Linked DNA regions of Homo sapiens: region 1 is linked to region 2. Evidence: read pairs that join two places in POLR2A ChIA-PET (ENCODE). Cell type or tissue: PC-9. All regions are shown on one strand. Each heading gives the region's core, and the rest is flanking DNA. Links, peaks and the distances in the headings are about the cores only.

Evidence for each region. ChIA-PET counts read pairs that join two places held together with the same protein. Peaks named below come from ENCODE experiments on the same cell type or tissue, not always from the same donor. Only the 100,000 strongest peaks of a DNase experiment are listed, where the experiment ranks them.
Region 1: POLR2A ChIA-PET joins it to region 2 with 5 read pairs; 2 of 35 experiments call an interaction of 5 or more read pairs at or near these places.

The regions. Positions count from the first base shown.
Region 1 is chr15:58,787,458-58,799,465 of GRCh38, forward strand. It overlaps MINDY2 (MINDY lysine 48 deubiquitinase 2), which reads left to right. Exons shown (of 9, transcript NM_001040450.3): 2 at 449-506. Among named protein-coding and RNA genes, the nearest start is that of MINDY2, 22 kb to the left of the region's middle. In PC-9, for the core only: no CTCF peak of the experiment used is centred there; no DNase peak of the experiment used is centred there; H3K27ac peaks cover 623 bases.
Region 2 is chr15:58,456,226-58,468,233 of GRCh38, forward strand. All of the region lies in intron 1 of LIPC (lipase C, hepatic type), which reads left to right. All of the region lies in intron 2 of LIPC-AS1 (LIPC antisense RNA 1), which reads right to left. Among named protein-coding and RNA genes, the nearest start is that of LIPC, 30 kb to the left of the region's middle. RefSeq lists silencers at 2,033-2,092, 7,919-8,008 and enhancers at 3,628-3,767, 3,798-3,857. In PC-9, for the core only: no CTCF peak of the experiment used is centred there; a DNase peak (open chromatin) is centred at 6,536; H3K27ac peaks cover 2,156 bases.

The sequences.
Region 1 (12,008 bases), core at 1,371-9,370, 330 kb after region 2:
CTGGGTGCAGTGGCTCACACCTGTAATCCCAGCACTTTGGGAGGCCGAGGCAGGTGGATCAGAAGGTTAGGAGATTGAGACCATCCTGGCTAACAGGTAGAACCTCCTCTCTACTAAAAATACAAAACAATTAGCCAGGTGTGGTGGTGGGTGCCTGTAGTCCCAGCTACTCGGAAGGCTGAGGCAGGAGAATGGCCTGAACCGGAGAGGCGCAGCTTGCAGTGAGCCGAGATTGCGCCACTGCAGTCCACCCTGGGCAACAGAGCGAGAGTCCGTCTCAAAAAAAAAAAAAAAAAAGCCTGGCTATAAAGATTCTAATATATGTGAATGTTAATGTATAAGTATAGTAGATACATAATTAGACATAAGTATTTGTGTTTCTGACTGCAAGAAATACTTTAGTCACCTAAAACATTTAATTTTATAGAAATAATATTTTGTTTTTCAGGTGAAACTTCCACCGATGATGGAAATCATAACTGCTGAGCAGCTGATGGAATATTTAGGTTAGTGTTGAAAAGTGGATTTTATATCTCTTTCAAAACAAAAGTTTTCAAAGCTAGTTGATTACCCAGTCTCACCTTTCTGAAGTGCTATTATATAATCTATTTTAAAATTATAGTTTTGAATCTGCTAATTAAAAATTTTTATCAGTATGTTACTGTTCTTAGATGGTATAGTCTTCTTTCTGACCAGCATTAAAATTCTGTAATACCCATAAGGAATCTAGGTAACGTCTAGAAAACAAGATACATCTTAATCCCAATAAATTGTAGAATGGGAGATGGTACAGAATCGCTGACATTGCATGTAGAAAGTGTTCAAAAATATTGGGTAGACTTGAATTAAAGACAAAGGAGGTGATTTAGAGCAGTGCTACCGAAAGTGTGATTCATGGACCTATGCCAATCTACAAAATGTTAGTTATCAGGCTACAGTGAGGTAGAATCTTCTCCTAGGATGTAAAATATTTACATTAGTAAGCACACTGTTTATTTCAACTGAAATTTTTTTATAGGGAAATTTTCTTGTTGAAGGAAGTAATGTATTAAATTGCATTCTTCTCTAAGCTTCTTATTTCAAAACAGACCAGTAGTACAGTTTGTAGACTGGCTACATTGAGTTGAACTTGTTTAGAGAGCAAGCAGTTGTACATCACATTGTGGCCTTTTATAATCTGACAAATAAGAATTTATATATTTATACTATCACCAAATAGGAAATCTTAATCCATATTCTACAGTTTTTTCAGTAATTAAATTTTTATTTAGGCCAGGTGTGGTGGCTCACGCCTGTAATCCCAGCACTTTGGGAGGTCAAGGCAGGCAGATCACTTGAGGTCAATAATTTGAGACCTGCCTGGCCAACATGGTGAAACCCTGTGTGTCTACTAAAAATACAAAAATTAGCCAGGCGTGGTGTCATGCACCTATAGTCCCAACTATTCGGGAGGCTGAGGTGGGAGAATTGCTTGAACTCAAGAGGTGGAGGTTACAGTGAGCCAAGATCATGCCACTGCACTCCAGCCTGGGTGATGGAGTGAGACTCCGTCTCAAAAACAAAAACATATTTTATTTTTAAAAAATCTTGTCAACTGGGGCCGGGCACGGTGGCTCACGCCTGTAATCCCAGCACTTTGGGAGGCCGAGGCGGGCCGATCACAAGGTCAGGAGATCAAGAACATCCTGGCTAACACGGTGAAACTCCGTCTCGACTAAAAAATACAAAAAATTAGCTGGGCATGGTGGCAGACGCCTGATGTCCCAGCTACTCGGGAGGCTGAGGCAGGAGAATGGTGTGAACCCAGGAGGCATAGCTTGCAGTGAGCCGAGATTGCACCACTGCACTCCAGCCTGGGCAACAGAGCGAGACTCCGTCTCAAAAACAAAAGAATCTTATCAACTGGTTAATTTGTCTCTACCCTTCCAGGCAACTAGTTCACTCATTTTTTGTGAGATACAGACTTAGTGATATAACTGAGACAGGAAATTTTAGAAGATTTTTTTTTTTTTCTTTTGAGACAGAGTCTTACTCTATTGCCCAGGCTGGAGTGCAGTGGCGTGATCATGACTTGCTGCAATCTCGACCTCCCTAGGCTCAGGTGATCCTCCCACCTCAGCCTCCCGAGTAACTGGGACTGCACGCACATGCTACCACACCCAGCTAATTTTTGGGTTTTTGGTTTGTTTTTGTTTTTTTTGTTTTTTGAGACAGAGTTTCACTCTTGTTTCTCAGGCTGGAGTGCAATGGCGTGATCTCAGCTCACCGCAACCTCCACCTCCTGGGTTCAAGTGATTCTCCTGCCTCAGCCTCCCGAGTAGCTGGGATTACAGGCATGCACCACCACACGTGGCTAATTTTGTATTTTTAGTAGAGATGGGGTTTCTCCATGTTGGTCAGGCTTGTCTTGAACTCCTGACCTCAGGTGATCCGCCCACCTGAGCCTCCCAAAGTGCTGGGATTGCAGGCGTGAGCCACCGTGCCTGGTTAAGTTTTATTTTTGTAGAGATTGGGTTTCACTGTGTTTCCCAGGCTTGTCTTGAACTCCTGGGCTCAAGCGATCCTCCCACCTTGGCCTCCCAAAGTGCTGGGATTACAGGCATGAGCCACTGCACCCGGCAGGAAGACCCTTTTTAGAAAATATAATTCATATCATTTAATCCCCATTCACTGGCTAGGGACCTCATAGTTAAGGGTAGATTACTCTGAATACCTAGATGTCTGCAAATCGCCTTAAAAAGAAAATCCCTCTTTTAGGCTAGCTTAGTGATTCTTTTTATTTTTATTATTATTTTAAGTTTTTTTTTCCCCATGGGACTCTACTTGATAAATGATTCTTAAAGTTAGTGATTCCTAAGTTATATTTTATGGGGAAGGCTGAAATATGCTGGGTGATTTTGAGGAATAGCCAATATGACTGTCAAGGAGTACACAAAGGGGAGTTGTAGGAGATGAGATCAGAGAGTTGATGCAGTCAGGTCATATGGGGCCCTAAAGATGTAACAGCAATTTTGGTTTTTGCCATGAGTAAGCTGGGAAGCTGTTGGAGGATTTTGAACAGAGGACTGACATGATCTAACTTTGGATTTAATAAGAATTCTCTAGCATTTATGTTGACAATAGACCTTAGTGGGGGGTAAGACAAGTGGGAAAACTATTTAGGAAGTTATTACAACTAGCAAAAGATGGTGGCTTTAAACAAGGTAAAATAAGTGAAGTTTGTAAGAAGTGGTTAGATACTGGATACAGAGTTGACAGAATTTGCTGATCAGTTGGATATAGAGTGAAAGTGGAGTCAAGGACTATCTCATTTTTGGTTTGAACAAGTAGAAGGATGGAAATAGGAAAACTGAAGCAGGAAAAAATGGAGCAAGGCTTTTAGGGAGAAATTGCAGGATTTTTGTTTTTAGATGTTTATTTACATCAAAATGGAGCGATCAGGCTGGGTGTGGTGGCTCACGCCTGTAATCTCAGCAGTTTGGGAGGCCGAGGCAGGCAGATCATGAGGTCAGGAGATCGAGACCATACTGGCTAACACGGTGAAACCCCATCTCCACTAAAAAATACAAAAAATTAGCTGGGAGTGGTGGCGGGCACGTGTAGTCCCAACTACTCGGGAGGCTGAGGCAGGAGAATGGCTTGAACCCAGGCGGCGGAGGTTGCAGTGAGCCGAGATCACGCCACTGCACTCCAGCCTGGACAACAGAGTGAGACTCCTTCTCAAAAAAAAAAAAAGGGAGCCATCAGGAAAGCAATTTTATATATATATATATATATATATATATATATATATATATATCTTGAGTTCAGAGGAGAGGTCTGGATCAGCACTTTCAATTAAAATTTCTGTAATGATAGAAATGTTCTGTATCTGTGCTGTCCAGGTTAGTAGCCACTAGCCACATGCGGTCCTCAAGCTCTTAAAATGTAGCTCCTGTCTTGAGCCCAGGAGTTTGAGGCCAGCCTGGGCAACATGGTGAGACCCCCATCTCCACTTAAAAATTCAAAAATTAGCCAGGCGTGATGGTGTGCACCTGTAGTCCCAGCTACTTGGGACGCTCAGGTGGGAGGATTGCTTGGGCCTGGGATCCAGAGGCTGCAGTGAGCCAAGATCACAAGACTGCACTCTACCCTGGGCAACAGGGCAAGACCCTGTCTCAAAATATGTGTGTGTGTGTGTGTGTGTGTGTGTGTGTGTGTGTGTATGTGTGTGTGTGTAATGTGACCAAGGAACTGAATTTTTAATTTTATATAATATAAATTAAATTTAATAGCCACATATTGCTACTGGCTACTGTATTAGACAGTACAAGTCTAGCCTGTAAATATATATTTACAGACAACATATATAAACAGTAGTTAGATTGGGTGAGATCATTAAGGGAAGGAATGTAGTAGATAAAAGAAAAGGTCAGTAGACCGAGTCTGGGATATGCCAGTGATTAGAAGGTGGGGAAGGAGAAAGAGCCGGCACGGTCAGCCAGGTAGAAGAAAAATAGGAGGCTGTGATTTCCTAGAATCGTAATGAAGAAATGTTTCAAGGAAGAGTGAGAGATGAGCTGAATCAAATGCTGCTAATAGCTCAGGCAGGAGGAATACTAAAAATTGACTGTTGATTTAGCCATAAGGAGGTCATTGATAACCTTGATGAGTGTATGGAATGAAAACCTGACTGGAAACAAGAAAAAACTGGAAACCCTCACACCTAGCCAGTAGAAATGTAAAATAATACAGCCACTTTGGAAAGCAGTTTGGCAATTCTTTAAAAAGTTAAACAGAATTACCGTATGACCATGAAATATCATTCCTAGGTATTTACCCAAGAGAAGTGAAAACGTATGTCCATACAGCTTGTATAAAAATGTTCAGGCCACACGCGGTGGCTTACGCCTGTAATCCCAGCATTTTGGGAGGCCAAGGCAGGTGGATCACAATGTCAAGAGTTTGAGACCAGCCTGGCCAACATGGTAAAACCCCGTCTCTACTAAGAACATAAAAATTAGCCGGGCGTGGTGGCACATGCCTGTAATTCCAGCTACTCGGGAGGATGAGGCAGAAGAATCGCTTGAACCCGGGAGGCGGACGTTGCAGTGAGCCGAGATCATGCGATTGCACTCCAGCCTGGGCGACAGAGCAAGACTCTGTCTCAGGGGGAAAAAAAGAAAAATGTTCAAAGCAGTATTATTCATAGTAGTCAAAAAATGGAAACAACCGAAATGTCTTATCAACTGATGAGCAGATAAATATAGATTTGTACAGTGGAATATTATTCAGCCATAAAAAGGTATGAAGTACGAATACATGCTATAACATGGATGAACCCTGAAACTTTTAAGTGAAAGAGGCAAAGTACAAAAGACCATATAGTGTATGATTCCATCTATATGAAACATCCATTAGCCAGGCTGGTGGTGCGTGCCTATGGTCCCAGCTACTTGGGAGGCTGAGGTGGGAGGATCACTTGAACCCAGGAGTTTGAGACTGCAATGAGCTATGACCATACCACTGCATTCCAGCCTGGGTGAGAGAGCAAGAACCTTATCTCTAAAAAATGAAAGTTTAAAAAAACCAGAATAGGCACATTTATAGAGACAGAAAGTAGATTAGTGGTTGCTTAGGGCTGGGGAAGAGATGGGGTGAAATGGGGGTTGACTGCTAATGGGTACAGGGTTTCTTTTAGGGAAGACCAAAATGTTCTAAAATTAGATCATGGGACTGGCACAGTGGCTCACGCCGTAATCCCAGCACTTTGGGTGCTTGAGGTGGGTGGTTCACTGGAGCTCAGGAGTTCAAGACCAGCCTGGGCAACATGGCAAAACCCCGTCTCTACTAAAAATACAAAAAATTAGTCGGGTGTGGTGGCACATGCCTGTAGTCCCAGCTACTTGGGAAACTGAGGAGGAGAATCGCTTGAACCCAGCAGTCGGAGGTTGCAGTGAGTGGAGATAACACCACTGCACTCCAGCCTGGGCGACAGTGAGAAACTGTCTCAAAAAATAAGTAAATAAATAAATAAATTTAAAAAATAAAATTAGATTATGATGATAGTTTCATAATCCTGTGAATATACAACAAAAAATAATTGAATTGTACATTTTAAGTGAGTAGCTTGTATCGTATGTGGATTATACCTCAAAGCCATTTTATAAAAGAGAAAACTAGAGAAAGGGAACTGCAAAAAATACTTTATACAAATAGAAAAATTAGCCTTAGATAGTTCATCCATGGTAATAGGAGGAAAGACAGACTGTATTACAAATAGGTGCAGGTAGGTGGGTGGATGTGGTTGCAGCGCGTCTCTTGAGTGCTTCTATTTTCTCAATGAAATAGGAAACAAAGTCATCAGCTGGGAGTGAGGATGAGGGGAGGAGTTGTTGAAAGTAAGAGGGAAGGTATAAAATAATTGGTTAGAGAAATGGGAGATTGAATGGATTAGAGAGCTGTGGTATGATTTTTGGGTGTTACCTTTGAGGTTAGTGAAACCAGCCAGCATGGTGTTATGTTTTCTCAGTCACGTTCAGCTGCACGAGTCCAGGCCTGAATAATGGGAGGCCAGGATTTAACCAGAGCTGGACTTTTGCCTGATGAGCGTGTTGACGAAAGAATCTAGGGTATGTTGCTCTACATGTTGCCAGTGGTGGGGCCAGGGTTGTGCGGTGGGGGAGGAGGGGAGGAATCTAAGGTATGAAGGTGTGTATAGAGAGTGATTATAATTATGGGCCATAGAATTTAAGCTGCGTAAAGAGGAAATGATGTAAGTGTGTTGAAGGAAAATGTAATGAGATTAATGGATTGTAGGTCTTGATTCCTGATAGAGCTGAGGAATTTTTGGTAATAATGAAACTGTATTACCATGGGAAATGAGTTTCTGAGATAAAGTAGAATAAAAGTTTTTTTTGGGGTGTGTGTGTGTGTGTGTGTGTGTGTGTGTGTGTGTGTTTTAAGAATAAAATATTTTTGTTGGAGAAGAGGTCAAGGAACAGACAGGCAGGGTATTGGAAGAGACATCTCCATACATATTGAAATTACCAAAAATTATGGGATTTTTGTTGGAGAAAGTGAGCTAAGAATAAAGGGGATTGGCCTGAAGGTCAGGAGATAACTGCAACAAGGTGGGTAGATAATGGGTAGAATTATCTGAGTTTTAAAACTGAGGAGTTTAGGGAGGAAGTGGGGAGAGAATGACAGGAGCAAGTGGATACCTATTCCACTTTGAGGTTCACTGGTAAAAGAAGTATGAGAGAGAACAGAACTATCACTTAAGAGAACTGCATTGTCGTCAAGACAGAGCCAAATACTCAGATAATAAGGTGAAGGGAACATTCAGAGGAGTTGAATACCTAGGGAATTTGCTAATGGCAGACTATGAGTTACAGAGAACACTGAAATTCAAGATAAGAATTTAGAAGTCATCAGTATAAAAATGGTATTTAAATCTGTGGAAGTTGGGCCGGGCGCAGTGGCTCACGGCTGTAATCTCAGTACTTTGGGAGGCCGAGGTGGGCTGATCACGAGGTCAGGAGATCGAGACCACGGTGAAACCCCGTCTCTACTAAAAATACAAAAAAATTAGCCGGGCGTGGTGGCGGGCGCCTGTAGTCCCAGCTGCTCGGGAGGCGGAGGCAGGAGAATAGCGTGAACCTGGGAGGCGGAGCTTGCAGTGTACCGAGATCGCGCTACTGCACTCCAGCCTGGGCACCAGAGCGAGACTCGTCTCCAAAAAATAAATAAATAAATAAATAAATCTGTGGAAGTTGATAAGATAATAGAGAAAAGAAGAGGGGTCCAAGATTCTCCCTTGAAGTTTCCCAGCATGCAGAGATTAGGTGGAGCAGTGTTTCAACTTTCTTTTCGTTATTGCCATTCTGAGGGGCCTTTATAGACACTTTTGTCCTAATGGCTCACTTCAGGACATTTTAATACTGTAGATATATAGTATGTGTTATTTTGTTTTGTTTTGTTTTTTGAGACGGAGTCTTGCTCTGTTGCCCAGGCTGGAGTGCAGTGGCGCGATCTCAGCTCACTGCAAGCTCCACCTTCGGGTTCACGCCGTTCTCCTGCCTCAGCCTCCTGAGTAGCTGGGACTACAGGCGCCTGCCACCACGCCCAGCTAATTTTTTGTATTTTTAGTAGAGACAGGGTTTCACCGTGTTAGCCAGGATGGTCTCGATCTCCTGACCTCGTGATCCACCCGTCTCGGCCTCCCAAAGTGCCGGGATTACAGGCGTGAGCCACTGCGCCCAGCCTATCGTATGTGTTTTTTTGTACTGTGGCCCTTTGAAGGCTATAAACCATTATAGTGTCTAAGTTTTTTTTTTCTTTTTTTTGGCCACCCTCCCTCCTGCACCAAGAACCAGTTTTTGCCCCTTTTAAGTGCAACATTACCTCTGCTAAAATGCATGAAGTAGAGGACAGAGAAATAGTGAAGAAGTAGCTGGTAAGATAGGAGAAAGGCCAGTACAGAGTGGTAGAATGAAGTCAAGAGAGGGTGAAGATTGTTAGAAGAAAGGAGAAAGGGTATTGAATACTGGAGAATACTCTCTTTATGACTTGGCAGTGTGGTTATTGTGACCTTCATCAAACCGTGTCACTGCAGTGATGAGATGGAAATGGAGTGGTGAGTTGAAGAGTATCTGGGAGGCAAGGAAATGGAGCCTCAAGGGCAGAAAACTTTTGAGAAGTTTGGGTACAAATGGGTATGGGAAGTGGGTAAGGAGTAGGAAAAGGCTTAATGGAGAACATGTGACTTGTATCCGGCTTTGAAGCATAGTTAGAATCTATGCTGTTGTAAAGAATAGGAAAGGTTGTTTGAGGGTTAGTTGGAAACTATCTTAAGCTCAAGCTAGAGGTGGAAATATGTAAGGCATATTGAAGGAACAGTGTATGTGTCTAATTTGACTATAGTTGGTAAATCTGCATGTTGTATAGTTAGAGAAATAGAGATTGGATTAAGTAGATTGTGGCAAGACAGTCTTGTGAGCCAGGCAGGAAGTTTGAATTTACTGTAATAGGATGCTTAATCTATTTTAGTTTCCTAAATGGGATAATAACAAGTTAAATGTAGTTTCATTTTGTTTTGTTTTTTGAAACTGGGTCTCTCTCTGTTGCCCAAGCTGGAGTGCAGTGGCACGATCTTGCTCACTGCAACCTCTGCCTCCCAGGTTCAAGCAATTCTCTTGCCTCAGCCTCCTGAGTAGCTGGGATTATAGGCACCGCCACCATGCCCAGCTAATTTTTGTATTTTTCGTAGAGATGGGGTTTCCCCATGTTGGCCGGGCTGGTCTTGAATTCCTGACCTCAAGTGATCCACCTGCCTTGGCCTCCGGAAGTGCTGGGATTATAGGCATTAGCCACTGCACCTGGCCATTTATATATAACTATATATAATTTAAGTAATGAGTTACATGTATTTCTGACCCTGTTTCCTATCCAGCTCTTCCATATCCATCCACTCTCCACCCTACTTTCCTTGTTCTCAGATGGAATTGTGTAAGGCAGATTGAGTCAAATTGGACTCATTTACTATTCTTTCTTAGATCATTGCCATATATCACCTAAACCTGCACTGAAGAATATAGTAGCCACTAGGTACATGTGGTTATTGAGTCCTTGAAATGTGGCCAGTGTGAATTGAGATGTTCTGTAAATGTAAAATATACACTGGATTTCAAAGATTTGGTTAAAAAAGAATATCAGTAATTTAAAAATATTGATTGTTGAAATGTTCATGTACTAAGTTAAATAAAATATATTATTAAGATTAATTTTGCCAGGTGTGATGGCTCATGCCTTTTATCCCAGCACTTCGCGAGACTGAGGCAGGCAGATCACTTGAGCTCAGGAGTTCAAGACCAGGCTGGGCAACATGGCAAAACCCTATCTTTACAAAAAATTTAAAAAATTAGCCATGTGTGATGATGCTTACCAGTAGTCCCTGCTGCTCAGGAGGTTAAGGCAGCAGGATCACTTGAGCCTGGAAGTTCAAGGCTGCAGTGAGCCATGTTTGTGCCACTGTACTCCAGCCTGGGTGACAAAGTGAGACCCTATCTCAAACAAACAAACAAAAAAGATTAATTTTACCTGTTTATTTTGACCTTTATTAATGTGGCTGCTAGAAAATTTAAAATTACATTTGAGCTCAAATTCGTGGCTTGCATTATATTTCAACTGGACAGTGTTAAACTGTGCTGCCACTCCATAGCTCTTATCTTCATTCTGGCTCTACTTTCTGTGCTATAACAAGTTGATACCATTTACCTAACCTCTTCCCTGCTCGTTATCACTAGCACTCTACTTGACTTTGTCTGCATACCTTCTGAGACAAAATGAGCTCTTTTGCCATGAGTTCTGCAAATGAAGAGATACAGTTGTGGTGGCAGAGAACCGATGAGCAGAGCCATAAGTGCAGAAGTACTAATAGTACAAAGGATGAGATTGGTGCAAAAATAAAGCCATCACAAAATTGTAATGCCTCTGTTTTACAGAAGAGGAAACCAATGTTCAGAGGGGTTAATGTGCTGTCTCCATCTGGGCACCTTCTATGATTTAAAGTATGCTGAAAAGCTCATATGCTCAAAAATACATCCCTCTTACACCTCTACAATCCCAAAGTGTTTTTGATGTAATATTTGAAAGTTCCTCTACTTGTGTTTTTCTTTCTTTTCTTTTTTTCTTCCCGAGATGGAGTCTTGCTCTTTCGCCCAGGCTGGAGTATAATGGTGCGATCTTGGCTCATTGCAACCTCCGCTTCCAAAGCTCAAGCAATTCTCCTGCCTCAGCTACCCGAGCAGCTGGGATTACAGGCGCCCGCCACCATGCCCAGCTAATTTTTGTATTTTTTTTTTTTTTTAGTAGAGATGGGATTTGTCTATGTTGGCCAGGCTGATCTCGAACTCCTGACCTCGTGATCCACCCACCTTACACTCTCAAAGTGCTGGGACTACAGGCGTGAGCCACCACACCCAGACCTTTTCTTGCCTTTTTTAATGCAGTAAAAAAAAATTTTTTTTTTTTTTGAGACAGAGTTTCACTCTTGTCACCCAGCCTATAGTGCAATGGCACAATCTTGGCTCACTGCAACCTCTGCCTCCTGGGTTCAAGCGATTATCTCACCTCAGACTCCCAAGTAGCTGGGATTACAAGCGCCTGCCACCACACCCAGCTAATTTTTGTATTTTTAGTAGAGATGGGGTTTCATCATCTTGGCCAGGCTGGATTCAAACTCCTGACTTCAGGTGATCCGCCCGCCTTGGCCTCCCAAAGTGCTGGGATTACAGACGTCAGCCACCACGCCCAGCAATCCAGTAAATATTCACTGAGCATGTATTGTGAGCTAGTTATTTGGAGGTGTCAACATGTAGTTAGTGGGGCTGTGTAAGTATACTCTAACCACGAAAATGTCAGCATGGGATTTTTCTTGGAAAGAGTAATAAAAAGTTAACACATCTTGGTATGTTAAATTTATCTAACTCTTAGCTAGCAAAGCCCTGAGGAAGCAGAACATAGGACAGATAATTTTAATAAGGAAAAGGAAAAATTAGGAAATAGCTAGACCTGGTGTAGCTAAAGAGGTTTGGGAATCACTGGTGAGAGGACTTAGCTACTAGGGACATGTAAAAGTAATATTTTGATGGGAGGTGGGGGAGAAGTGAACAAGAATGATGTAGGCAAAGAAATTCTGAAGGCTCTGCCTCACCAAAAGTAAACTTTATTCAGGGCCAGTCGTGCCAGAACAAATGTTCAATTTTCTAAGCTATTTAGATGTTCTGTTGAGATTACTCCATTTCTCTGGAGAAAAAAGAGATGTTTTTGAGTTAAAAAGCAAACACGGCTGGGCGCGGTGGCTCACGCCTGTAATCCCAGCACTTTGGGAGGCCGAGGCAGGCGGATCACGAGGTCGGGAGATCGAGACCATCCTGGCTAACACAGTGAAACCCTGTCTTTACTAAAAATACAAAAAATTAGCCAGGCGTGGTGGCGGGTGCCTGTAGTCCCAGCTACTTGGGAGG
Region 2 (12,008 bases), core at 2,066-10,065:
ATGGAAACATGCTATGAGATCAAGCCAAAAGAAAAGAAAAAGTAGAATGCAAAATTTTACATTTGCATTAAGGAAAAAACACGTTAGAAGAAAATGCACTTAAATAAATTGCTCTGTGTGATAGTATGATAGCTGATTATGTATTTATCCTCAATGCTTTCTGTACCTTCCTGTTGTTCTGAAGTTGTATTACTTTGATATTCATGGGGAAAAATAAGCTTTTCCAGTATGAAGGGCAAAAAGCACTGAGCCAAACCTGAAGCCATAGCTAAGGACAGGGCACATCTCCCCTGATGCAGCCCAGAGGCCCCTGGAGGGAGGTGCTGGGGGGTGAATAGAGACTAGGGGTGTCACTCCCTCCTAGGAGGACTGCAGGAGCACATGGGTAGCCAATGCTAAGGCCTCCTGCCCCCATGGGCCTAAGTAGCCCTGTCCACACTGGGGATCTGCCCGCTACCTCATAGCCTCAGGTAGATGTCTGGTCTCTCTTTGCAAATGTCCCCCGCAACCCATCACATTCATAAAGGCAACAAATTGGGGAAAACGAGAGGTCCTCTGTCTTTTTAGGGCTTCACCACTGCTGTTTTCCCAACTAAAGAAATATGTACATATGTTTAAGTATACTTTACCATGCGTAGAATGGGAAAAACAGAAGTTATTCTAGAGAACATCTCGCTCAACTCGTTTATTTTACTAATAAGAAAATAGAAACTATGGAGGTCAAGTGGCATACCCAGGGAAACAGAGCTAAGTGAGAACTAGGCTCCAGCAGAGATGATGCCCAGGGCCGGGCACCTCCTTTGTCAGCATGCAGGTATCATCAGACAAGGCCAAAACAGCACTGGGCGATGTGGGCTGAGCAGCCCTTGGCTTCGAAAACATGATTTTTTTATTATTTTTTGAGACGGAGTTTCACTCTTGTTGCCCAGAATGGAGTGCAAAGGTGCGATCTTGGCTCACCACAACCTCCACCTCCCGGGTTCAAGCATTTCTCCTGTCTCAGCCTCCTGAGTAGCTGGGATTACAGGCAGGCACCACCACGCCTGGCTAATTTTTGTATTTTTAGCAGAGACAGGGTTTCTCCACTTTGGTCATGCTGGTCTCAAACTCCCGACCTCAGGTGATCTGCCCGCTTCAGCCTCCCAAAGTGCTGGGATTACAGGCGTGAGCCACCGCGCCCGGCAGACATGACGTATTCTAAGCACTCCTCAAATTTACCTGTGGACAGCAAGAAGGCCTACAAGGCACCCCGTTTACGATATGCCACTTGGCTCCTTCAGGGCAGAGCTGCAGCAGCAGTCCTTGTTTCTCTGTGCCCCACATCCCCTCAGCATGTAAGACCACTTCTGCCCCACCCATTGCTGAATGGGACCTTCAGATGCTATCTTCTCCATAAAGCTTTCTATGACTCAGGCCGCATCATTTTGTGGTCAACTACTTTCACTATTATTGTGTTTATTCTCCCTAAACCAGCCAAGCAATCCCATTTGGTAATCGAAAGAGCAAGTAGCACTGGCTTGGTCATTTCCTTCACATAAACCTGACTGAACTGGATATATGGTAAGGATTTCCATCTTGTACATAAACACTTGTCCACCTCCGTGATTCACACAATTCCTTTTCCACTCTATCCCGGGCCCATGTCTCCATCCTGCCCCTGATGCTGGCTCTGCAGGCATTTTCTACATGGCTGTCTGTGTACATGCCGTGTGGTTAGTCTTAAATCAAGGGCTCCTAGAGTGCATAGGACATACCAGTTTATACTTTTTCTCATCAGGAATATGTGTAGCTGGAGGATTAAGAAATACATTTTCATGAGCTAGACAATAACAAAAATTAAATGGCAAAAGTCCTTGCTGTCCTTAGTAGCTAGGGAGCTTTAAAAATAAATACATAAGCACCTGTTTCCGTTTTTTTACTCCTACAGAAGCAGGGAAATTGCTGGAGAAAAAAAAAAAATGTAAGTCCATATATTCTGTACTGTGTCCCTTGGAAGAATAAAATTTTAAATGAGGTCATCAGGAAGTGCTTCCTAAATGTGAAGTTCACAGACTGAACTTTGAAGTTTAGCAATGGACTTCCCCTGAGCAAGGTCGGCTTATGCTATTGTTAGACCAGCAGCTGAGCCTCCCCCACCACGTCCTTCTACCTCTTGCAATTAAAGCACAGCCCAGGCAGGTTTTTCTTAAACAGGATTTTTCTTTATGTTGGTGCATATGCTGCTGTTATAATAGCAGGGACATTGTCCTCATTCCCAGCTCTTTCCTCCAAGTCAAAACATTTAGAATGACACCACCCAAAGAATAAGTCTTACTTGAGGCTTTGCAACCTCTAACCCTTCCCACCTCTAACCTTTTCCCATCTTTATCCCCGTTATCTTGGGTGCTTTCAGTTTTCAGAGACCAGCTTTCCAACAGGGCTAAATAACACTCTATGGTTTCTTTCCCCATCAGAAACCAAAGAACTCCCTGTTTCTCAGCCCTTGCCAGCAGAATCTGGTCACCCCTCTGCCCCTCAAAATTACACATCTTATACAACTAGCTCCTGTCCCTGCACCATTCCTGTCCCTTGTCCTTGATCCTGGTTTCCCAGTGGAACAGGAAAAAGGTTTTACAGAGGGTTTTTTGCCACCATCTCTTTGTTCCTCAGGAGATGATTAAGTTGTGCGTTAAGTGGGGAAAAAGTACATTAGGTCAACCCCAAAATCTGCCATCGATAACATCAGAGTATGTCCATGGCTTTATTAGTTTTCTAGTGAATATTTAAGAGAAAAAGGTGCTAGGTCATAGAACATTGAGAAGGCTATACATCTCCCCTTGGCTATAGGTGCAATACATTCCAAGAGGGAGAGATGGTAGTCATGCCTCCTATTTTTTTAGGTGAGGTATGTATTTTGTAGTTCTGCTGGGACAAAAACAGCTTTCAGTCATTGAAAACCAAAGGCCCAGTGGACATCAGGAGGAGATGGCCTCCCTCACTGCAAGACGACCTCTGGGTCAAAGCCTAGTGAAACTTTGGCTTTTCCCAGCAAGCAGGAAGTGACATAGACAGTGTCTTTTTAGAGACCTCACTTTGGAGAATGCTCAGTGAGGGGCAAACATTTGCTGGTGACATTGTAGTTCTGTCCTTTGCTAAGCTTGAGTGAAAATCTTTTGGAGAATCGACTTTTTTCTTTCTTTTTTTTTTTTGATGTCCCTTAGAGAGCTCACAATAAATAAATAAATCAAAACAAAGCTAAAAGTTCATAAAAAAGTCTCAGGCATGGTCCAGATTTTCAGGAAACCAGCAGTTTCTGGAGGAAGTCCCACCCGCTCCTGAAAACAGAAAAAATAAACGAGAGAGAGTCCACCAGCAAACAGGTGTTTAGTCTTCTCTGGAGTCATATTAAGCAATTTTTACATTTATGGAAAAGCAAACACTCCCCCCACATAGGGTGTGGCCCACACTGGGATTGAAAATCAGCCTCGTGCTCTGCACCGTGTTCTGGTGGCTTCTGCAGCTGTCACAGGAAGGAATCCACACCCGTCCCCAAGGACGCCTGCACGGGAACAGATGCCCGCTCCCTTACCCCTTGGGGGAAGGACAGAGGTATCTGAGGGATTCAGCCCTGGGCACTCCTCTCAGCTTCCTCCTTCACAGGCGGGGCCCTGGGAGGCCCTGAGTGGGGCCACTGCGTTGCTATGAGATCAGAACGGTAGCCAGTTGGTGGGTGCAGCAGGCTCACACCTAGCAAGAACCTACCTCTCCCTTTTTCCTAAGAAGGGAAAACAACTCTCAAGGCTCACCCTGGAGGCCCAAAGGGAAGGCTGTATGGGTCCCGTACTGCAGCTTCCAAGCCCACGGTGGTTACGTCTGAGCACCCTGTAGGGCTCTGCTCTGAAAGTCTTTTCAGCTCCCAATGAGCATTGTTCAAGCCGATGAACATCCCCAAAACCCTTCCACTCTCAGGGCCTCGGCCCCACCCACCACCTGGCATCTGTCTTTAAGGATGTTTATAACAGAGTTCTGAAATAAAGTTTTGGCTTTTTCCTGGAGTTCTAACTCTGCAGGAGAAGCAGTGAGGTAGGACTTTGAGGAATTCAGGAAGTGGAGAACAGCTCATGGTGAGAGGAAAGGCTGGGGCCGACTTGGGATGTGGATGTGCAAAAGGAAAGGTGAAGGCTGGATGGGAGGCAGGGTGGGCACAGTTAAGGTGGGCCCTGGGCCAGGATGGCCTCCCAACCAGAGAGTAGCCTTCAACATCTCAGCCTCGTACTGCGTGCCAGACACTCTACCAAGCCCTCCACTTAGGTAATAATCACGTCTTCCACCCTCACTCTCACCCTGTAAGGGAGCTCTTAGAATAACGCTGCTCTCCACGGCTGGGAAACCCAGGCTCTGATGGGTGACATCACTTGTTCAAGGTCACTCAGCCAGTAAGGGCCAGGCTGGGCTGCAAACTCAATGGCCCACTGCAGAGCTCACACAGGTCCATTTCCTACTCGCCATGATGTTTTCCAGGGAGAGTTTAGAGAAGCTCTGGAGCTGGGAAAAGAGGGCAGCTGTTAGAGAACAGCCAGCGAGAATGGGAAGTCAGGAGACCCAGAGCTCAGGAACAGACTTCCTTGGCAGGTGGCGTAGTCCCATGGCCTCTTTAGCTCTCAGTTTTCTCATCTGCAAGAGGACAATGGGCCAGATTGGTGCTTCTCTGAGAGAAAGTACCAGTGGTTTTGACCAAGGGACTGACCCGAACATGGCATGTAAGAGGGGTTTGTTTGGGGTTGGTCCACAGGATGGTTACAGAGGAAGGAAGAAAGCCACCAAGGCCAATTTGAAGATGTGCAGAAACCCAGAAGTGAGGTGAGGACGGCAGTTCTCAAGTGCAGAGCTTGAAGTGGTCACTGCTGGGAGGGAGACGTCATAACAAGACCCAGGAAACACTTCAAAGGAAAAACTAACAGCATTTAAAGATTGGCTGCAATAGTAACAATAAAAAAAGCTAACATTTACTGAAGGCTATACCAGTTATCCCACCAAGTGCTCAACTACCAATCCTCACAGCAGCCAGCTGCAGGAATTATCATTGCTCCCACTTTATAGATAAGGAAACTGAAGTTTATAGAGGCAGAGAAACTTGCCCAAAGTCACAAAGCTGGCAACTCCCAGAGCCAGGATTTGAACACAGTCTCAGTACAGAGCCTATGGTTTCTTTGTTTTTGAGACAAAGTCTCACTCTGTCACCAAGGCTGGAGTGCAGTGGCTCGATCTTGGCTCACTGCAACAATTGCTTGGCTCCCTGGTTCAAGCGATTCTCCTGCCTCAGCCTCCCGATTAGCTGGGATTACTGGTGTGCACCACCATGCCAGGCTAATTTTTGATTTTTTTTTTTTTTTAGTAGATATGGAGTTTCACCACATTGGCCAGGCTGGTCTCGAACTCCTGACCTCAAGTGATCTGCCTGCCTTGGCCTCCCAGAATGCTGGGATTACAGGGGTGAGCCACTGGGCCCCGCCACCTATGTTCTTAATCCCCGTGCAACTCTGCCTCCTATCTATGTGCCGAAGAAAGGAACAACACTCCCCTCCAGACCTCTGCCTTTCACACCCATTGGCCTTGGATGCCCTTGTCTCCCCCCGGTTCCGATTCCCTTCAAATTCCAGCTCCTTTAAACTTTCACACCTTACTCTGTCCACCCCTCCACACCTGCCTCGTGCTGTCCCCCCGCCCCCACATCCCACTCCACCCCCACAGTTCAAACCTGCTCATGGAAGTCCTGGAATGTGTTTTCTCCCTCATCCTCAGTCCCACCCATCACACAGCCTGCACTGGATCATCCAAGTTACATGCCAAATGTCTGTACCCCTCTGTGTCCAAGTGAGGCCCACCTTCCTCTTTGCTTCTGTCATCTATTTTCCTGTTTCTTGCATGCATTGCACTGTGTTCATTATGTCTATTGTTGACTGCTTGTTCATATTTCCACCTTCCCTATAGGATCGTGAGTGCTTTGAAGGCAGAGAGAGGCTGGGCCTTAGTACAGTCTGTTTGCAGCACATGGCATATAGTGGATGCTGGAGAAATGTTGATGACTGAATTGACATGATTGATTGATTGGATCAAATGAATGAACACAAGAATAAATGAACATCGGGATCCAGGAAAGGGGTCCTTCTGGCACCAACCCTATTCTGTCCCCCTAAACAGTATTACATTTAGTGTTTATGATAAAGGCTTTCAGCACCTTTTTGAAGAGTTGGTACCACTGGTCCACTTTCTGCCCTGCCCTTAATCCATCCAATTGGTTTAGATACTCACACATACATTCTTTCTTTCTCTCTCCTTCCCTTACTGGACCCCAGACCAAAGCCAAAGAAATAAATGTCCCCTCTCCTGCTCTGTTTCCACTTAGATAAATTAATCCTCAGCATGAGAGGAACCAAAGCCAGCACCTTAGAAGTCAGGCTCCTGTCAGCTCGGTTTGCTCACCTGCACACAGCCCTTGACTTCCTCCTCCTGTGTGGGAGGAGCACAGCCCTGACTCAGAGGCCACTCCAGGCAATCCTCTCCTCCCAGGCAATCCTATAAGGAACCCACTGGCTGAGCTCTGGCCTCTCGGCAGAGGGGGCAGGCCTGAAGAACCCTTTCCAAGACCAGCTGAGCTCTGCTGGTCCGCTGGGCCCTGCCTGCAGAGTTATTGGCGGAGTTATTCTTGGTGCTCATTAGCACTGCACAGGCTGTGGATTATTCCTTTATTGCTAAGTGGCCCCCAGAACACTGCAGACTCATCCCTCCTTTTGAAGTCCTTGTAAAAGACTCCAAGAAGTCGATTCCAATCTCTTCTCTCCCAGCGTGGACTGCCCCTGGAGCAGCACTGGGGGTGTGTGGCTGTTAGAGTGGCAGCCAAGGGCCAGCTCCCCAGTGAAAGGTGATATTGTGCTTCTACCGCACACCTGCACGTTGGGATGGTGTTTGCCTTCCGGCCTGACTGCTCTGTTCTCATCTTCCATGGACATGGAGGTGGGAGGGGAACTTATGTGTCATTCACTCCAGGGTCCTGATGGCCACTTGCGTAGAGCAAAGAATGTTGGTAGGGCCTGCAGTCTAGGTTCTAGCTTCAGTGAGCTCTGGGGCCTCGGGAAAAGGGCTTGATCCCTCAGAACATCTGCAGGAGTCTGTGACCCAGACCACACCAAGCTTTCAGAAACTGCTCTGCTCTTTTACTCTCCCACTCCTCTCCACCCTCTCAAGCTGTGCTATATCCACAATGCACCAGCCCAGGCTGACTCAACTTCCCGCCCACTGCTCCCCTTTAAGCTACAGCACCCACCATTTTGCCCCAAACTCGTCTATCCTACCTGAGCTCCTGCAGCCAGACTGGGTCACCCATGCCCCTCCTCTAACCAGGAAAGAAAGGAAAGAATCCATCAGGTCTTTTCTGTGTCCTGAGATTGCGCAGGTATTCACCCGCTCCACTCCCATCTCCTTGACCTCTTTCTTGCCCTGTTTCTCGGCGACCTAGGCATTGGGTCCTGGTCAGTTTTCCACTTTTCCATCACTCCCTTAGGACCCCTCAACCTCTCTGCTCATCAAAAAAGTCCAATAAAGGCATTCATCTCTTTGAATACTTAATTTTACAGTACCTCTTGCATAACTTTCAAGTTTGAGGTCAATACAAATAAAATCATTTAAAATGTCTGATATTAAACACTTCTGACCCGAAAAGCAAAAAGCCTTTTAACAGATAGTTACATTGATACAAGAGTCCACAATGACAGGTTTCAAAGATGAAAGTAATGGATCAGTAAATAGAACAGTAGAGAAAACACAGATGAAAGGCAAATAACCCCACCTGAAAAATCCAAAGCTTTCATTTTTTTTGAAAAAAAAATTGTCAAAAGCACTGTATTATTTTTTAAAATCATGATAAAAGGAGCATGCACCTGTCACCCTCCCAACCCCCTCTATACTTGCCCCTTTCTATCTTTAAGTGCTGTGGTCTTTGTGGTGACTTTATTGGCTCAAGTTTCCTAGGCTGGTACTCTCAGAGCCTGGTTTCCTAGGAGCAGTACTCATAACGCAGGTGCGATGGACACCTGTAGGTGGGTAGTGCCGCCTGTGTGAACCAACTCGGCTCCAAAGAGCCTAACTCCCTATCTGCATGGTTAATCCAATCAAAGCCCAACCTGCTTTCCCACACAACAGAGTTCAACAGAGCTTTTCATTAAAGCAACACATCATAGCAAATACTTAACTAGTACAAATAAAGCATTTTATTTAAAGCAAGGTTTAAAGACATATAAACATTAAGCATCAGAGCTCCATTCTTTAGTTGCTATTCATCACAGCTTATGCCAGTCCTTGAATTCTGTCTAACTTGGGTAGTAGCCAATTTTCTAACTCACCTTCAACTTCTTGGGATGAGTCCTTCCCGGGCTCCTTGTTTTTCTAGAAATTTCAGTGGCTTGACCACACATCAAAACACACAGGGTGGCCAGGCATGGTGGCTCACACCTGTAATCCCAGCACTTTGGGAAGCCAAGGCGGGCAGATCATCTGAGGTCAGGGGTTCAAAACTAGCTTGGGCAACATGGTGAAACTCGGTCTGTACTAAAAATACAAAAGTTAGCTGGGTGTGGTGGTGTGCACCTGTAGTCCCAGCTACTCAGGAGACTGAGGCAGAAAAATCGCTTGAACCTGGGAGGTGGAGGTTGCAGTGAGCCAAGACTGTGCCACTGTACTCCAGCCTGGGCAACAGAGTGAGACTCTGTCTCAAAAATGGGGAGCGAGGGGGGAGCCCACCACACAACAAAACATATAGGGCTTCTCATCTAAAGTCCGAATAAAAGAATAATACTATGGCTGGTTTGCACTGGAGGAAAGAAAAGCCCTATCACTGCTACCTTACTTTTCTGATGTTTTGGGTTCCTATGTCTTATCCCCTCAGGAACCAGGGGAAAAAGAAGATTCTGTGTCAAGTGCACCCTACATCTGTCCATGTCACCCCCCTTCTTCCAATCAGAACAACTCATTTCCCCCACTTGACTGCTCCCCTAATCTTTGCACCTTGGAGCAGGATGTGTTTATTGATTGATGGATATTTACTTATAATTGGTACCTCTTATGAAAGCCAACAGTTTTTACATCTGGCTTTTAACACAGACTGTGCTCTTCAATAGTCTTAGTGTAGACTGAAGGTTTTTCAAATTCACATTTTTAGAAAAGAGTTCCATTAAATTCCACATGAACAACAGAAAAAAATTTAAATGGGACATTACAGTGATCAATTATAGATTGTAGGACATGACTGACATGTAGGGCTGGGCTGGGAGGAAGAGACAAAGACCAAATGCTCAACCAAGGGCAGAGGTGAGGTGTAGATTACGGGTCAGAACCGTAACATAACGGATGGAGTCCCAAGTGAATCCAGGAAGTTGGAGGAAGCAGGTAAGTACTTGGGTTAGGCATTCACAGGCCTAGGAAGTCAGCTGGGGCAGGAAGGCTCAGACAAGGCAAGGGGACCAGGAAGCTTGGACCCGTCCTGGGAAGATAGAGTCCAAGAGGGCAGTCATCACCGGTCCCACACTAAAAGCATCAAAGCTCTCTAATCTTCTGTCTTCTCTACTCTCTCTGGTGTGTTGTCAAGGAAGGAATAGGTACGTGGGAAACTAGGGAGACAATCATAGCCCTCGATGTCTACCGTTTCTAATTAATACAGGGCAGAGGAATTAGATCTTTTGGTAGAGATCTAAAATTCCTCTGAAGTTCTATCAAGCCCCATCTCCTGATGATTCAGTGCTAGTTCTAAAATAGGAAAACTTACTTCCAAAACCAACAGATGTTTGGGCTGTCATCATTATGCCTGTACTAAACTCACTTGTGATTTCACTGTGAAGTCCTGTCTGTGTAATTTATTAGGAATCATTTATGTAAGATTATGTAGAAAATGTTACTAGTCGTGAGATATCTATCCATCTCAATGATTTGACTTTTACAGCAATGCGATGGGACGTGCTGAGGGACCATTTGGTCAACTTTCCACCTAATGGTGGTGTGATTAGAACTCCTAGCGGGTGACTCATAGAGAGTGATTAGAAGTAAAAAGGTTCTGGAAATTCCCCCACACTCTTTAAGGCAGCCTTTGTCAGGTGTCTTAGTTTCGTGAAAGGTAGACTGATGTTTTCCATCTGGTATACAAAACATTTTCTAAGTAGTTATAGAACCTTGAACAAGCCACTTAGCTCTCTGGGCCTGAGTTTTCTCATCTTATAAAATTAAATCCATCAATAGATCACATGATCTCTATGGCTTCTTTATTCTAAGGATGTATGGTAATTTTAAACACTTGGTTAGCCATCTTGACCAAACTAGCATCACAGGTAAGAAACAAGCTGCGAAGACCAAAATTCTTCTCTGGTTTATACACTCTGGGTCAGAGGCAACCACTTTCTATGTTGTTTGGGCTACTTTTCCCTAAACACATAATGGCTTTGTCTGCATCAAAGGTCATCTTCTATTTTCCTGCCCATTCATATGACCCCATAAGACCTTCCAGCATCTCAGTCAGCTGAGCATTTTACCTCCTGCAAAGCACATGGTTTCCTTCTTCTCTTTGCAGGTCATATGAAATGCTCACACAGTACTTACTGTAATCACTTCGTAAAGTTGATTTTCACATATCTTCATCCAGAAAATTATCCCAACTGTTATATATAACTTTATTCTAATTGAATAATTCCAGTTTTCAAGACACTTTTCAGACACCCATTGTCTTGTCTGAATCCTCATGACAACCTCATTTTTTTATAGATTATACAGCATTCCTACTTATATATAATAGTTATAACTTTTTATTCCTAATAAACTTTGGCATGACGTTTCATCAGATTCTGATAGTTTCTTTTGTTTTTCATTCATTGCATTCCCATCCAAATGTTTACTGACCCTGGGAAATAAATCCAGTAGACCAATGAAGCATGAATCCAACTCACAGAGGGTGGTTAGAACTAAAAGCTGAAATGGACTTCCGTGATCACCTGACCCACTCATCCCTGACCGTAGGCTCTTGTTCACAGCGGCCAAAACGTGCATGTCTCTCAGGGGCTTCCTGCTTGTGGAGCAGAACCTTTGCTTGCGGGCTCCTTGTGTCTGTGAGCTCCTCAGAACCGCTCTTGAGCTCACAGTGCCTGATTTGCACGTATTGGTTTCCGCTCCGTTGCTTATTCTGGTCCCCTCATAGAAGCAATGTTATCCTTTCTTCAAACCCGTCCTTTCCCAGAGAGCTTTGCAGCCACTTTTACCGGGTTTAATGAGTCAGCTGCAGAGTTTATGATCCGGTACTAGGCCTTCTGGGAAGCAGCTTTCCTGGGCTTACGTCAGGCTGTTAAAGACCCTCCTGGCCTTCCTGCCGACATTTGCTCGGCTACTTTTTCCTCCTAATTAATGCCTCTATCTTATCAGAGTGGCCCATTCTCAAATGCAGTAAATGAGTCCTTGATGTTCTATGTTTTATTTTGGAAACTTCCCACTCTGCTCATATCTGAATTGGTATTTGCTCACTGTTGCGCAGTGGTTTGCCTACCAGGTATCCCTTACATCAAATCCTGTCCGCCGCTTAGAAAAACCACAGCTAAAAGTTGTTTGGCAACTCTTGGTGTTCACAGGGTTTTCCCACTGAGGGTCAGGGACTGCACAGCGGTTGAGAGCTTGGACTCCGGGGTCAGCTGGAACTGCTTCTAACACAAGGACCGCTCTTAACAAAGAACTGAGGCTTCCTAAACTTCAGTTTCTGGGTCTGTAAAATAATAGGACCCACTTCCTATAAATGTTGAGAAGATTAATGGGAATGATGCATGTAAAATGCTCGGTACATGATAAAAGCCCAGTGATTACTCATTATCCCACTCAATGCTTGGGGAAAGGCAAAGCAGCTAATATTACCCCAGATTATAGATAAGAATACTGGGTTCAAAAGAGATCACTTGGCTTACCCTTGTCTATACTGCACCTGCATGAATCATGGACCTGAACCCAGG